2 separate regions of the Homo sapiens genome follow, and region 2 is linked to region 1. Evidence: chromatin loops called from intact Hi-C (ENCODE). Cell type or tissue: CD4-positive, alpha-beta T cell. All regions are shown on one strand.

The links. Peaks named below come from ENCODE experiments on the same cell type or tissue, not always from the same donor. Only the 100,000 strongest peaks of a DNase experiment are listed, where the experiment ranks them.
Region 2: it touches region 1 in a loop (3-fold over the local background); 4 of 110 quality-filtered maps call a loop at or near these places.

The regions. Positions count from the first base shown.
Region 1 is chr20:26,283,483-26,287,482 of GRCh38, reverse strand. No RefSeq gene overlaps it. Among named protein-coding and RNA genes, the nearest start is that of MIR663AHG, 76 kb to the right of the region's middle. In CD4-positive, alpha-beta T cell, no CTCF peak of the experiment used is centred here; no DNase peak of the experiment used is centred here.
Region 2 is chr20:26,206,602-26,210,601 of GRCh38, reverse strand. MIR663AHG (MIR663A host gene) reads left to right here and starts at 1,369. Exons shown (of 5, transcript NR_040095.1): 1 at 1,369-1,479. It overlaps MIR663A (microRNA 663a), which reads left to right and starts at 2,324; the gene lies at 2,324-2,416. RefSeq lists enhancers at 906-1,466, 2,350-2,851. In CD4-positive, alpha-beta T cell, no CTCF peak of the experiment used is centred here; DNase peaks (open chromatin) are centred at 971, 1,591 and 2,571; H3K4me3 peaks cover 1,971 bases; H3K27me3 peaks cover 208 bases.

The DNA.
Region 1 (4,000 bases):
CAAATTCTACAAAAAGAGTGTTTCAAAATTGTTCTATGAAAAGGAATGTTCAACTCTGTGACATGAAAGTCACAAAGAAGTTTCTGAGATTGCTTCTGTCTACTTTTTATGTGAAGATATCCCGTTTCCAACGAAGGCCTCACAGCAGTCCAAATATCCACTTGCAAATTCTGAAAAACAGTGTTTCAAAACTGCTCTATGAAAAGGAATATTCAACTCTGTGAGTTGAAAGCAAACAACAAAAGAAGTTTATTGGAATGCTACTGTGTAGTTTTTATGTGAAGATATTTCCATTTTCACCATAGGCCTCACAGCCCTCCAAATATCCAGTTGCATACCCTATAAAAAGATTGTTTCAAAACTGCTCTATCAAAGAAATGTTCAACTCTGTGAGTTGAATGCACACATCACAAAGAAGTTTCTGAGAATGCTTCTGTATAGTTTTTATGTGAGGATATTTCCTTTTTCACCATAGGCCTCAAAGCGCTACAAATGTCCACTTCCAGATTCTGCAAAAAGAGTGTTTCAAAACTGCTCTATCAAAAGAAAGTTTCAACTCTGTGAGTGGAATGCACACATCACAAAGTAGTTTCTGGGAATGCTTTTGTCTAGTTTTTGTGAAGATATTCCTTTTCCAATGAATTCCTCAAAGCGGTAGAAATATCCACTTGCTAATTCTACAAAAAGAGGGTTTCAAAACTGCTCTATGAAAAGGAATGTTCAACTCTGTGCGTTGAAATCAAACAACACAAACAAGTTCCTGAGAATGCTTCTGTGTAGTTTTTATTTGAAGATATTTCCTTTTTCTCCATAGGCCTCAAAGCACTCCAAATGTCCACTTGCAGACTCTACAAAAAGAGTGTTTCAAAACTGCTCTACCAAAAGAAAGGTTCAACTCTGTGAATTGAGTGCACACATCACAAAGGAGTTTCAGAGAAAGCTTCTGTGTAGTTTCTATGTGAAGATACTTCCTTTTTCACCACAGGCCTCAGAGCGCTCCAACTGTCCACATGCAGATTCTACAAAGGAGTGTTTCAAAACTGCTCTATCAAAAGAAAGGTTCAACTCTGTGAGTTGAATGCATACATCACAAAGAAGTTTCTGATAATGCTTCTGTGTAGTTTTTATGTGAAGATGGCTCCTTTTTCACCATAAGTCTCAAAACGCTCCAAATGTCCACTTGCAGATTCTACGAAAAGAGTGTTTCAACACAGCTCTATCAAAAGAACGGTTCAATTCTGTGAATTGAATGCACACATCACAAAGAAGATTCTCAGAATGCTTCCGTGTAGTTTCTATGTTAAGATACTTCCTTTTTCACCATAGGCCTCAAAGCACTCTAAATGTCCACTTGCAGATTCTGCAAATAGAATGTTTCAAAACTGCTCCATCAAAAGAACCGTTCAACTCTGTGAGTTGAATGCACACATCACAAAGAAGTTTCTGAGAATGCTTCTGTCTAGTTTTTATTTGAAGATATTTCTTTTCCCAACAATGGCCTCAGAGCCATCCAAATATCCACTTGCAAATTCTACAAAAAGAGTGTTTCAAACCTGCGCCATGAAAAGGAATGTTCAACTCTGTGAGGTGAAAGCAAACTTCACAAAGAAGTTTCTGAAAATGCTTCTGTGTAGTGTTTATGTGAAGATATTTCCTTTTTCACCACAGGCTCGAAGCGCTCCAAATGTCCACTTGAAGATTCTACAAAAAGAGTGTTTCAAAGCTCCTCTATGACCACAAAGGTTTAACTCTGTGAGTTGAACACAGACATCATAAAGACGTTTCTGAGAATGCTTCTCTCTCGTTTATATGTGAAGATATTTCCTTTTTCATCATAGGCCTCAAAGCGCTACAAATGTCCACATGCAGTTTCTACAAAAAGTGTTTTCCAAAACTGCTCTATTAAAAGAAAAGTTCAACTCTGTGAGTTGAATGCACACATCACAAAGATGTTTCTGAGAATGCTTCTGTGAAGTTTTCCTGTGAAGACATTTCCTTTTTCACCATAGGCCTCAAAGAGATTCAAATGTCCTCTTGCAGATCCTACAAAAAGAGTCTTTCAAAACTGCTCTATCCAAAGAAAGTTACAACTATGTGAGTTGAATGCACACATCACAAAGCAGTTGCTGAGAATGCTTGTGTCTAGTTTTTATGTGAAGAAATTCCCGTTTCCAACAAAGGCCTAAAAGGGATCCAAATATACACTAGCAGATCCTACAAAAGGAGTGTTTCAAAACTGCTCTATAAAAAGAAAGGTTCGATACTGTGAGTTGAATGCATACATCACAAAGTACTTTCAGAGAATGCTTCTGTCTAGTTTTTATGTGAAGATATTCCTGTTTCCAACAAAGGCCTGAAAAATCTCCAAATATCCACTAGCAGACCCTGCAAAAGGAGTGCTTCAAAACTGCTCTATCAAAAGAAAGGTTCAACTCTGTTAGTTGAATGCACACGTCACAAAGAAGTTCCTGAGAATACTTCTGTCAAGTTTTTATGTGAAGATATTTCTTTTTCCACACTAGGCCTCAAAGCGCTCCAAATGAACACTTGCAGATGCTACAAAAAGAGTGTTTCAAAACTGCTCTATCAAAAGAAAGGTTCAACTCTGTGAGTGGAATGCACACATCACAAAGAAGTTTGTGAGCATGCTTCTGTCTAGTTTTATGTGAAGATATTTCCTTTTTCACCACAGACCTCAAAGCGCTCCAAATGTCCACTTGCAGATTCTCCTAAAAGAGTGTTTCAAAACTGCTCTAACAAAAGAAAGGTTCAATTCTGTGAGTTGAGTGCACACAACACAAAGAAGTTTCTGAAAATGCTTCTGTGAAGTTTTTATGTGAAGATATTTCCTTTTCACTGTAGACCTCATAGAGCTCCAAATGTCCACTTGCAGATTCTACAAAAAGAGAGTTTCAAAAGTGCTCTATCAAAAGAAAAAGTTGGATGCACACATCACAAAGAAGTTTCTGAGAATGCTTCTGTCTAGTTTTTGTGAAGATATCCCATTTCCAACGAAGGCCCAAAAGCGGTCCAAATATCCTCTTGCAAATACTACAAAAAGAGTGTTTCAAAACTGCTCTATGAAAACGAATGTTCAACTCTGTGAGTTGAAAGCAAACAACACAAAGAAGTTTCTGAGAATGCTTCTGTGTAGTTTTTATGTGAAGATATTTCCTTTTTCACCATAGGCCTCAAAGCGCTCCAAATGTCCAGTTGTAGATTCTACAAAAAGAGTGTTTCAAAATTGCTCTATCAAAAGAAATGTTCAGCTCTGTGAGATGAGTACACACATCACAAGGTAGTTTCTGAGAACGCTTCTGTCTAGTTTTTATGTGAAGATATTTCCTTTTTCAACATAGGCCTCAAAGCGCTCCAAATGTCCACTGGCACATACTAGAAAAAGAGTGTTTCAAAACTGCTCTATGAAAAGGAATGTTCAAATCTGTAAGTTTAATGCACACATCACAAAGATGTTTCTGAGAATGCTTCTGTCTAGTGTTTATGTGAAGATATTCCAGTTTCCAACGAAGGCCAAAAAGCACTCCAAATGTCCACTTGCAGATTCCATAAAAAGAGAGTTTCAAAACTGTTCTATCAAAAGAAAGGTTCACCTCTGCGACTTGAGTGCACACATCAGAAGAAGTTTCTGAGAATGCTTCTGTGTAGTTTTTATGTGAAGATATTTCCTTTTTCACCATAGTCTTCCAAGCGCTCCAAATGTCCACTTGCAGATTCTACAAAAAGTGTGTTTCAAAACTGCTCTATGAAAAGGAATATTCAACTCTGAGAGTTGAATGCAAACATCACAAAGAAGTTTCTGAGAATGCTTCTGTCTAGCTTTTATGTGAAGATATTTCCTTTTTCACTTGAGGCCTCAAAGCACTCCAAAAGTCCAGTTACAGATGCCACAAAAAGAGTGTTTCTAAACTGTTCTATAGAAAAAAAGAGTTGAATGCACACATCACAAAGAAGTTTCTGGGAATTCTTCTGTCTTGTTTTT
Region 2 (4,000 bases), 77 kb after region 1:
ACTTGATTGTTATCTCTCTATATCTTATTGATGTGTTCTTGAAAGTAGTTAGAATTTAAAAAACATTACTAAGAGGGTTTTTTATTTTTCATCTTTGGAAAGAAACTTGGGATAAATGGTTGTCTTTCATCTTTGTCCTCCTCTCTACTCACAACTCCCCGTTCCAGATCATTAGCTAAACTTGTGTGCTGAGGTTAATATTCTGTTTTACCTTTCTTGTCAAATTGCTAGATACAACTTTGTTCAGTTATATACTGTACAAACAGCATCTTAACTTTTTAATCTCTCTCTTTTTAACAAATGTGTTCACCCTCAGATTTGTTGTCATTTAGAAGAGGACTTCCTATTGGAAATATAATAATTTTTCTTCATGTGGAATCTTCAATACAAAAAAAAAAAACACGTATCAATGGTTTGCATGTGTCATGCTGATAGTTGGAGGGCAAATGATATTAGAAAAAGTAACACTATATTTCTGAACATAAACCTTGTTTCATCTTAGAATTTGGTGTTGAACCAATTTTGTACCTCATTGCTATAAACCTTATGTATCTAAAGAGTTGTTAATATGTGATTAACTGCCTTGGCCAAACTCAAAATCTTATTCACACATACAATACACACAGATAACTTATTTTTATTTGTTCGATCACTCCTTTAGTCCCTCATTTATTTCACAAACATTCATTGACACTTACGTGGCAGCACTCTTGTAAGAATAGAATATGGTGATGTCATGCTCTCCCTGGCCGTGTCCGAGCCGCGACGGGCGAGGGGCGGACATTCGTGGCGAATGGGACCCTTCTTCTCGTCCCGCCCGCGGGGGCCCCTTGTCTCTCCTCTTCCTCGCCTGCGGGTGGTGCGTTGGGAAGGCATGGGGTGCGGAACCCGGCCTGACCTCGCTGTCCCGCCCCCGCCTTCTGCCTCGCGGGGTGGGTCGGGGGGTCCTCTGACGCGGCAGGCACCCCTCGCTCTCGCCTCCTGTGGTTGTCGACTTGCGGGCGGCCCCCCTCCGCAGCGGTGGGGGTGCTGTCCCGCCGGCCCGTCGTGCTGCCCTCCCGGGGAGTTTGCGCGAGCGTTGGCTCCCCCTGGGCCTTTGCGGTGCTCCTGGAGCGCTCCGGGTTGTCCCTCAGGTTCCCGAGGCCGAGCGGTGGTGTGTCGTTCCCACCCCCAGCGCCCCCTCCTCCGGTCGGCGCCTCGGTGTCCGCGCGTGGGTCCTGAGGGAGCTCGTCGGTGTGGGGTTCGAGGCGGTTGAGTGAGACGAGACGCGCCCCTCCCACGCGGGGAAGGGCGCCCGCCTGGTCCGGCGAGCGCACGTCCGGTGCTCCCCTCTGGCGGGTGCGCACGGGCCCTGTGAGCGATCGCGGTGGGCTTGGGCTGGTGACGCGTGCGCCGGCCGGCCGCCGAGGGGCTACCGTTCTGCCTCCGACCGGTCGTGTGTGGGTTTACTCGGAGGTGCTTTGCCTCTGAAGAAAAGAGGCGGGTGGACGGGGTGGGGGGGGGGGTGGGAGGCGGGGGCTTGTGGAGTTGCGCTCACGCTCGCACCTGCCGGTCCCCGCCCTGACCGCGAACGCTCAAGGTTGCCGCACGCAGGTTTTTCCTGGTACCACAGGCCCCCTCCCTTCCCCAGGCCTCCCTGAGCGCCTCTGCGGGCCCCTCGGGCCCCACGAGGGGCGGCTGGCGGGTGGGGAGTGTGACCCATCCTCGGTGAGAAAGCCTTCTCTAGCGATCCAAGAGGTGTGCCTTGGGGTACGGGATCCCCCGGCCTGCCGCCTCTGTCTCTCTCTCCGTTATGGTAGCGCTGCAGTAGCGACTCGCTTGCAGAGGAACCCTCCTCAGCTTCCCCCTCGACGGGGTGACGGGGGGAGAGCGAGGGTTCCGCCGGCCACCGCGGTGGTGGCCGAGCGCGGCTCGTCGCCTACTGTGGCCGGCGCCTCCCCTTTCCGAGTAAGGGGAGGATCCCGCCGGCAGGGCCCAGCGTCCTAGCGGGTTGGGACGCGGCTGACAGCGAGCGATGGCTGCGCGCAGCGTTCCGTCCGGCGAGTGACCCCCCTCCGCCGCGAGTCAGCTCTCCGCCCGCTCCCTTGCCGAGTCGCGACCGGTGCGGACGACGGCGTTTGCGTGGCACGTGGTCGGGCCGCCTGGCCCTGGGAAAGCGTCCCACGGTGGGGGCGCGCCGGTCTCCCGGAGCGGGACCGGGTCGGAGGATGGACGAGAATCACGAGCGATGTGGCCCTGGCGTTGAGTTTGTGGCTGTGGTCGCTTCGGGGCCCCGGTGGCGGGACCAGGGGCTCGTGAGGCAGGTCTTGGTGGGTGCCGAGGGCCTTCCGGCGTCCCAGGCGGGGCGCCGCGGGACCGCCCTCGTGTCTGTGGCGGTGGGATCCCGCGGCCGTGTTTTCCTGGTGGCCCGGCCATGCCTGAGGTTTCTCCCTCAGCCGCCCCTCTGCGGGCTCCCAGGTGCCCTTGCCCTCGCGGTCCCCGGCCCTTGCCTGTCTGCGCCCCCTTCCCCGCCCGCCGCCCGCCGATCCTCTCTCCTCCCCGAGCGGCTCACCGGCTTTACGTCGGTTGGTGGCCGCGTCTGGGACCGAACCGGGCACCGCCTTGTGGAAAAAAAAGAATAGAATATACCCTGTTAAATCAGACATGATACTTGCTTTTGTGGAGCTTATGCTTTAGTGCAGAAACAGAAAGTCAAGCAAAAACTCAAACTATGTAACTTTAAATTGGATATGTGCTAATGAAGGAAAATGTGGCACTGTAAGAAAAAATAATAGGGAGTTAAAGGATAAATAGGAGTTTGCTGGATGAAATTTATGAAGAGCTGAAGATTTCAAACAAAAGAAACTGATGCAGGAGGGTGCAGCTTTGGAGTCAAGAATGAAGTTCTAGGAGATAGAGAGCAAAGAAATGGTGGGAGAGGAGGTCAAAGTAGGTAGGATTTTATATATTATCAATGGGAAAATATTGAACAATCCTAAGCAGAAAGGCAATGATATATGTTCATCTTCATTACAAATTCTTATATTTTTAGTAGACCTGTTTTCAGGCAAAACTTCATAAGAGAATAGTAACAAAGAGAAAAAAAGCAGTGGTCTCAAATTATCTCTAACTCACCTGATGACTTTAAGTTAAATGGCCTCAACATTTTGTGATGCTTTTCCTTCTTATAAAGTAAGGAGTTTAGATGAGGTGAGGTATCCAATTTCGTTTAGCTTCAATTTCCCGTAATTCGACTGCTGTCAAGTCATGCTTTGCTTTGTTCTGTTTGTGAGCCAGAGTAACTTTAAGGTAGTATATTAACTAGAATAACTATTTCTTTACTTTTAAACTTCAAAATTATGATGACATAAGAAGTGTTTCAAAGAACATTTAGAAAGTAGATAAATGAAAAATTTTTAACATTTTGGAATGCTTCTTTTATTTCTTTTTGAAACCTAGGTTTTTGGTGCTAGTGGTGATATTTATTTTTTGCCAAACTAACCATTCTATGTAATTTTGTAGCATTTTGGGTTGATGACCACCGTAAGTCTAGTATTCCCATATGTGTTAAAATTTATCTTTACAATTAATATATTTTCACTGAATTATTTAATTAAAAATTAAACTACAATTTCTAATACATGTTCAATGAGATATCATTAGGCATTACCTGAAAAGGATTTCTGGAGAAAGAAAGAATTTCTGGTTAAAAAAAGGTTGAACAGGTTTTCCTAGTGCAGTTCTCTCGGTCTCTAGGATGGAGCTACAGCATAAAGTAGCTTCCAAATTTACTTCACAAATTAGCCCTTAGATTTCAAGAATTACTTGTAATTTTTTTTTATAGAGCACAGTTTCTTTGCTCTTCAGTATTACACTTGCTTATGTGAGTTCCTAAAACTAAGTTTAATTTTGGAAATTCTTAATTTTATATTTACATTTTGAGTTGTGTTTAAATAAAAAATTAAGTTTAGTAAAAAGCTAGGTTTTTATTTCCACCTACAAATTCAGTGTCCCATCAATA